Regions from separate parts of the Homo sapiens genome. Here all the other regions are linked to region 1. A link is a loop called in an ENCODE intact Hi-C map of the cell type or tissue named here. Cell type or tissue: endothelial cell of umbilical vein. All regions are shown on one strand.

Region 1 (2,500 bases):
TCTTAATATTATTCTTGCGGATACTATACCATAAAACCTAGAGTAATTGGCGTAAGGCATTCCCTCCATGTCCTCTTTTCTCTGCATCTCATTCTCATCCTTGTTTGGCTTTTTAAAAGTGGCAGTGTTTGCCCTGACAAGTTGTAGAGAGCTCTTGCTCATCCTTCTGCCCCATATACGTGAGAGAAGACAGAATGGAAAAAAGCACCAAGCAATCCTAAAGGGAGGGACATGAGAGAATCTCTCAAATATAGACAGTCTACACAGAAGCAAGAACATTTATCTCCAAAACCCTTTACACTAGTACTGAGAACCAACTGTATCTTAGCCTTGACAGTAAGTGTTGAAGGGTTACAGGACCTGAACTTCCTCTTTAGATGGAAGAGTGCTATTGGTTTTAGGGTTGTTCCAAACTTGCCTAGTCCTAGGAAGTAATAGATTATTTACTTAAGATTCCCCTTGAATGTCTCACAGATGACTTGAAATTATGCCAGCTCCCGGGCAAACAGGAGTTTGAGATCAGCCTGGCCAACATGGCAAAACCCCATCTCTAATAAAATACAAAAATTAGCTGGGCATGGTGGCAGATGCCTGTAATCCCAGCTACTCCGGAGGCTGAAGCAGGAGAAAAAATCACTTGAACCCGGGAGGCAGAGGTTGCAGTGAGCCGGGATTGCACCACTACACTCCAGCCTGGGCAACAGAGCAAGACTCTGTCTCAAAAAAAAAAAAAAAAAAAAAAAGAGAAAAGGCAAGAAGAATTGGACCTGTTCTTTAGTCTACAACTATGATTTACTGCAGTCAAGAGCAATGAGGATGGGCAAAAAATAGAAGTTGAATTTTAATGCTATGGCAACAATTGATCCTACAGGAAATCCTGGTGCTGAGCTGATTCTTAAAGAGTTTTCCAAATTAAGGCAAGAGAGTTAGGACGTGTTAATTCCACAATGATCAGTCATTGGATATTGGCTGCCTTCCAGGATGGGACATAGTTTGTGCAGGATTGGGGGAAACAACTTTTTTCAGTGAAGGGAAATGCCTGTAGGTGGACTCAGCTGTGAGTCATCAGTAGGCAAGATTCTTAGCACCTGAGGAAAAGAATGCCTTGGTCTTCAGGGAGGATCTAAATAGTACTCTACAACATCCAGTGCAGAAAACATCTAAAAAATGTTTGAAATTTGCTGTTTTAAAAGTTCATGTTAATAGTTCTCATCTTATTGAAGTCACTTGGCAAGGTTTTCAAAAATAATTTGATGTTGTTCAAACATAGCACATTGTTTTAAGTCCACTGAGCTGTATCTAGCCAATTCTTTTCCAAGTTATATTGTATTCTTTTTAAAAAGAATAAAAAATAAATCATTGGTAATACAAAGTAAAAGGAGAAGATGTTAAATTTTAGATGTTCATTATAGTGACTCAGCAGCCATCTACCTACAAAGGTTACTACATGGTGTCTTCTGGTAGTCCCAAAGAGGACATTTTGCGTCAGTGAGGTTGTGACGTGCCCCCGGGAAGGTCTTCCAGGGTTCTATAGGGCACCATTTAGGACTAGTGAAGGGGAGCTGCGTTTCACTATGGGAATGTTGACAGTCACTCTGGCTTTAAATTCTTAGCTCCCTGGAATCTCCTTTTCCTACCCTGCCTGGCTCCACAGAGCAGAGAGCAAAGAAAAAGCTATATTCTTTTTGACGTAATGTTTTCACTTAGACTCACAAAACAAGAACAGCTCCTTCAGAAGAACTGGGAACAGAGCTCCCACTATTTCTTCTACACTACCCCCACTTCTACCCTCCCTTCTTTTCAAGGGGTAAAGAATGGATTACATGATTGGCAATATTAATGAAAGGGACTGAGCATAAATCACTGAGACCTTTGTGGACTGTCTTTTTTATGTGGTTGGTACACCTGGATCAGGACTATCTTCAAGAGGCAGGCCTTAACTACCACTGCTTTTGAAGCTCTCAGGAAGCTCCTTGGCAAACAGATTGTTCAACAGCTGCAACACCACTGATAAGCTTTTGCTCTGTGTTCCCACCTAAATCTCATCTTGAATTGTAACCCAGTGGGCGGTGATTGAATTATGGGGGCGTGTCTTTCCTGTGCTGTTCTCGTGATAGTGAATGAGTCTCACGAGATCTGATGGTTTAAATAAACGGGAGTTTGCCTGCATGAGCTCTCTCTTTTTGCTTGCTGCCATCCACGTGAGATGTGACTTGCTCCTCCGTGCCGTCTGCCATGATTGTGAGGCTTCCCCAGCCACAAGGAACTGTGAGTTTTCCATTAAACCTCTTTCCTTTGTAAATTGCCCAGTCCTGGGTATGCCTTTATCAGCAGCATGAAAACGGACTAATACGTCCACTTTCAGCTGGCTTGGTGATATCTTGCTTTGTAGACCCAACTCTCCATGAGGGCAGCTCAAGGGCTAGACTTGAAGGGAAGGCACGGGAAGACTGAATATGGCTGCAAGTCCATGTTGAAGTCCACAATCCAGCAATAAGTG
Region 2 (2,500 bases), 1.3 Mb after region 1:
TCACTTTGATAAACTTTTTTCAAATCCATTATTTTAACACTTCTTTTAAATAGAGTATTACCTATAGCCCCAATAATGGCAAATATAAAAAAAAAGCATGACTAGCTACTGTGTTTGAAGCAGAGATTCGTGGGGGTCCAGGCTGAGAGTGAAACGCTGAACCAGGAGACTCCAGCCTTGCCCATTGAAACATTTCTTGGCTGACCCTTATGTGAGACCCTCTAGATACCCCCTAGGGTTCTCAGGCTTTGTTGAATGTAGCTTGAAAGCAATTGATTTATATCAGTTATTTTCAAAGTGTGCTACCCAGACCTGCAACATCTGCATCACCTGGTACTTTAGAAATGCACATTTTCAGCCCTAACCCACACCCACTGAGTCAGAAATCCTGGGACTAGAACCCAGAAATCTATGTTTTAACAAATCTTGATGCACACTGAAGTTTGGGTGTCACTGCTTTTATAACAGTCCATGTTTTTCAAAGTGCCCTTTCCTATACCCACTCCTTATATTTTTATAACACCCATGGTGTGCAGATGCTATCTCTTCTTTGTAGATGGGAGACCCTAAGAAGGTTATAATTAACATTCAGGTTTTCTCACTTTTGAATTGGGACACTTTTTATCATATCATTTAACCATGATGACCTGTCTCTTCTGTCATGGAAATTCTGTATTTCAAATGCTGGGATGTATTTTTAAATGATACTTGGCAATTATGTAAGGAGAGCAAGAAATGCTTCACTTGTGAAAATTCCAGAGTTGTTGATGGAATACATATACATGCCTGTAAAACTGTAATCTGCATGCAGAAGTTACATTTATCTTGTGGGGCTGCAGGAGCATCACATGAAATCCAGCTCTGGGTCTTCACTTAGGGACAGCAGTGTATTGCTGCACACATGTGAACTTAGCTACTCCCAACATTCCCCCTTCTATTGTTTCTTAAGCAATCACCTATCTAGAGAACTGGCTGCAGGATAAAATGCCTCTATTTTAAATGACTCATTCTTGAGGCATCCTGGACTATAAGAAACACTTTAGACTTCAGTCATTCCTTGCAAGACATGCAAGAAACTGAGTTTAAAGATAAGAGTATATTTTTTCCTCCCAAGAGACAAATGGCTTGATTATTTGTTCAGGTCTCTGGAGCTGCTGGAGCAGTGGCTACGGTGTAAAGGGCATCGTGGGCAGTGAGAAGGAGATTTAGCACCCAAGGAAATGAAAAAAAATATTAGCACTGTTGTTATCTGTACTTACAAAGGAAGACCTGCATGGCAGATAACAGCATTCGAAGTTCTCTTTTCTATTTATCTTGCTTTACATCTTCTGAACAAAACCAACGTGTAGACAACTGAAGCTTGTTCTAATAACAAAATTGTTGCCTGAAATGAAATTCTTGACATACCAATCATTCTCTATAGCCAAATCATTTTTTTCATACAAAACATGTTTGAAGAACACTTTAATGAATGTTTTGCACTTAGTCATCTACTTTATTTTCTTTGCTAAGAGGTCCTTCAATAACCATAAAAGAACAAATTTTGCTGGGAGGCATAAAGTATTTCCTGGAATGTTATGAGCATAAGGTCTTCCTAAGATGTTAACGGAAACAAAAACCGATGATAACTAGAACAAAAATGACTTTGTGTAAGAGTGTTCTAAGAGAATTGCCTAATAGACTTTAGAAAGGCCAAATACTAATTAGACTCTTAACTGATGAGATAGACCATGACAAGTTTAAGGCCATAGTCTTTGAGTTTGTGGAGAGTGCCTGGAGACACATTTTAGGGAAGGAGGCAGTGACTCTGGGCTTAGCCCAGATAAACCAGTGTCTGCATGTATATTATAATTTCCCTTGAGTGAGGCACACCTCCCCGCCTTGTCCTGAACCTCACTATATCTGAACCTTTTATGCCACTGATAGAAGTCAAATTTTGCATGAGCTATCCTTGAGTAGAATAAAATTTTTTAACACTATGGTTAATATCAGCTTCTTTTCTGAGAGCAGGTGTTGGAAACCAAATGGAGTATGAAACAGGGAGTTTATATCTCCACTTAGTTAGACTGCCTTCTGAAATACCTGTAGAAAGAATTTAAAAAGCAAGCATCTATCAATACAGTCACTTGTAAAATAACGTCCAGTGAACTTTACACAAAATTGGTTAGAAACAGAGGCAATGAACTTGCTCTTCTGTCTCACCTCATGCCCTGCCAAGGGCAAAGGCTGTGGTTTGAATACAAAGAACAGTTAAATCAAGGGCTTATTTACTAGATATTTTATTTTACTTCACTTACAATGTAGGTTCTACGAAGCTGGATAGATTGACTCTATTTAATCATATTTGCCAGGAGTTTTTGCAGTTACTGTTTTCTCCATCTCGTTTTTTAATTAACTTTATTTCTTTTTAAAATATATTTTCATATTTCAATCACTACTCTTCTTTATAATTATATCCTTATTGTGATTAAATGGGCTTATTTTATTGCTGATTTTATGT
Region 3 (2,500 bases), 360 kb after region 1:
TTTGCTTCAGGAGTGTTTTCCTAAATGAAGTGATTAGTGATTTATTTTTCAGTATGGCCACTCTTTTCTACTCTGATTATCAAAGGCCATCAGTTAAATGCCATTTTTTTGTCATGAACAAAATTAAAATCTTAAATTCCTTACATTGCAAACAGTGTCCCAGCTAGAGCAGTCCACGAGACTAAAATAAAATTAAAATGCTACTGGAGACAAACACAAAATATTCTAAAAGAAAAGATGCAGCTTGTTCTTCTTGGATGTGATTACACTTTGCTTTGTACACTTTATATTTCAGAAGATGCATCAAAAAGCATTTCACCATTGCCTACAAATCTAAATATTTCAGAGAATTATAAAATCAGAGTAGTCCTTTAATCACTACTTTCAGGTTGAAAAGAAGCAATACTTAATTATGAGGTTATTCTATTTCCTATTCCAAATTATTATGGCTTATAAAGCAATCAATTGTTGTGAAGCATCCCTATCAGAAACCATCTATATTTCATAAGCTTAATTATAAATTTTATGGCCCCTCAAACATACTCAATTTGACTGCAATCTGCACAGAATTGGCCTGAAGTTTTACCTGGTACAATATTTTCTATTACAATCCCATTTAAAATGAGATGGACAGTGAGCTTTAATTGAATATAGAAGTCATTTTCTCACCCAAGCTAATGAACTCCTGTGTGTGATGAGAAATAAACTGGTAAAAACCTACTGTAGGAGATTGAATGTTATGTACTGCTGCTGTGATGAAGCCTCTTTAAATCTCCTTATTAAAAATCTTGTTTTCTATTTAAATCTCTATGAAATAGAAATTATATAAAAAGTGTACAAGCTTTTTAAAAAGCAGTTCAGTTTAGCTCACCGAATATGTATATCAGAGGCAAGTTTTAAATGCTATAGCCCATGAGCAAAAAGCTAAATTGCACTACTAATCAGTGTGTTCCTTTAAGCAAGTCATTAACTCAATCTGGGACTATATTCTCACCTGTAAGAGGCAGGTTGCAGGCTAGTACTGGTCTATTCTAGCTCTAAAGTTCTATGAATTAACTTAAAGTTTTTTTCTAATGTCTAGCCAGCAGCTGTTTTGTGAGGAAGCAGTTAGTTTATGAGTCATCTCTCTTAAGAATAACTTCTTTCTTTTTTGTTTGTTTGTTTTTATTGAGACGGAGTCTCACTCTGTAGCCCAGGCTGGAGTGCAGTGGCGCAATCTTGGCTCACTGCAAGCTCCACCTCCCGGGTTCACGCCAAGAATAACTTCTCTCTTAAGAAGGTTTAGGATGATTGCCCTCATTATACAGGGGCACATGGTCACAGAGAATCACTGTGATTCTAGAGGTGACAAGGTATTTTGAGATCATCCAGCCCAACATCCTCATTTTACAGTCAAACAGTGAAGGCCATAGTGATTGGATACCCTTCCTAACTCTTCTAGTATCTGGAGTCCCAAATCCTAGGCAACATTTTCCTTGAAAAGGAGATGGGTGGGTAACGGCTTTTGCCTCAATAAAGGAGAATAATTGCAAGATTTTCCTCTTTAAGTGGTGTCACCCCAATCTATTTGGTCATTTCCTGTTTGGATCAAGAAAAATATTCCATAATTATATTCACATATCTTTCAGAAATCAAGAAGGACATTAAGCTGTTACATTAAATTATTTCTAACAGCCTCCCCAGTGTGTCAAATACTTGTATTATGGGGAAAATCACTCTAACAGTAGAATGCAAGCAAAAACTTTAATCATGTGAAAAGGAGATCACAACTCTAGACTAGGGACCACATTCTTTAGGAGTTCTTAGAGAATGTTTTCAGTTTTCCCAGTGCTATCTCGAGAACCTAGCAATACATACCAAATCCCTTCTTCCGCTATCTTATCATTTAGTAGTGAGAGAAAAATGCAGTATCTCACATCTATCCTCCTTTGATTAGTATCCAAGAAAAAAAGTCTCTGGAGTCTTTTCTCCCTTCCACTAATTCCTGCTTTACTCTGGTAATGTGCTTCCTTTTTCCCTCAAATAATTGTTTTCTCCTCTCTCTTGAATATTTCAGCTGAGTTCTTTGACACCTCTAATCCTCAACCATTCTCTGAATATGACCTCCATTTATTTTCTCTAATAAAATCTGGATCTCTCCTATGCTCAATGCTTCCTCTAAATCCCATCACCCCAGCCTGAATAGAAGGATGGGAAGTGGGATCAGGATCTTAATTGATCCCTTTGCTGCTTCAAGATCATTATGCCTCCATCTTGATGAGAAAAAAAAAGTGTCATTAAGGACGAGAGCCATCAATGCAACTGCAGCAACCTCTGCCTGTCCTAGTGACTTCAGTGCAGATGTGATCCTCACGTGAAAATTGATGCAGAGTGTTCCATAGGAGAGGGTTGGGAACAAGAGAGAGAGAAAAAAAATGAGAATATGATAAAGGGAGAAACAGTAAAGGTAGGTTCCCAGGGGATGCAATTTTTGCCCATGCTGTTAGTTCTGCAGCTGCCT

Evidence for each region. A loop is a pair of places that touch in the nucleus more often than their neighbours do. Peaks named below come from ENCODE experiments on the same cell type or tissue, not always from the same donor. Only the 100,000 strongest peaks of a DNase experiment are listed, where the experiment ranks them.
Region 2: a loop joins it to region 1, with 12 times the contacts of the local background. A loop is called at or near these places in 1 of 110 quality-filtered maps.
Region 3: it touches region 1 in a loop (4-fold over the local background); 1 of 110 quality-filtered maps calls a loop at or near these places.

What each region holds. Positions count from the first base shown.
Region 1 is chr6:78,597,654-78,600,153 of GRCh38, reverse strand. No RefSeq gene overlaps it. Among named protein-coding and RNA genes, the nearest start is that of MIR10524, 60 kb to the right of the region's middle. In endothelial cell of umbilical vein, no CTCF peak of the experiment used is centred here; DNase peaks (open chromatin) are centred at 973 and 1,863; H3K27ac peaks cover 2,338 bases.
Region 2 is chr6:77,291,945-77,294,444 of GRCh38, reverse strand. The region is part of intron 1 of LOC101928570 (a long non-coding RNA gene); the gene reads left to right. Among named protein-coding and RNA genes, the nearest start is that of HTR1B, 170 kb to the left of the region's middle. In endothelial cell of umbilical vein, no CTCF peak of the experiment used is centred here; a DNase peak (open chromatin) is centred at 1,234; H3K27ac peaks cover 2,500 bases.
Region 3 is chr6:78,234,176-78,236,675 of GRCh38, reverse strand. The region is part of intron 1 of LOC105377865 (a long non-coding RNA gene); the gene reads left to right. Among named protein-coding and RNA genes, the nearest start is that of MIR10524, 300 kb to the left of the region's middle. In endothelial cell of umbilical vein, no CTCF peak of the experiment used is centred here; a DNase peak (open chromatin) is centred at 1,205; H3K27ac peaks cover 1,316 bases.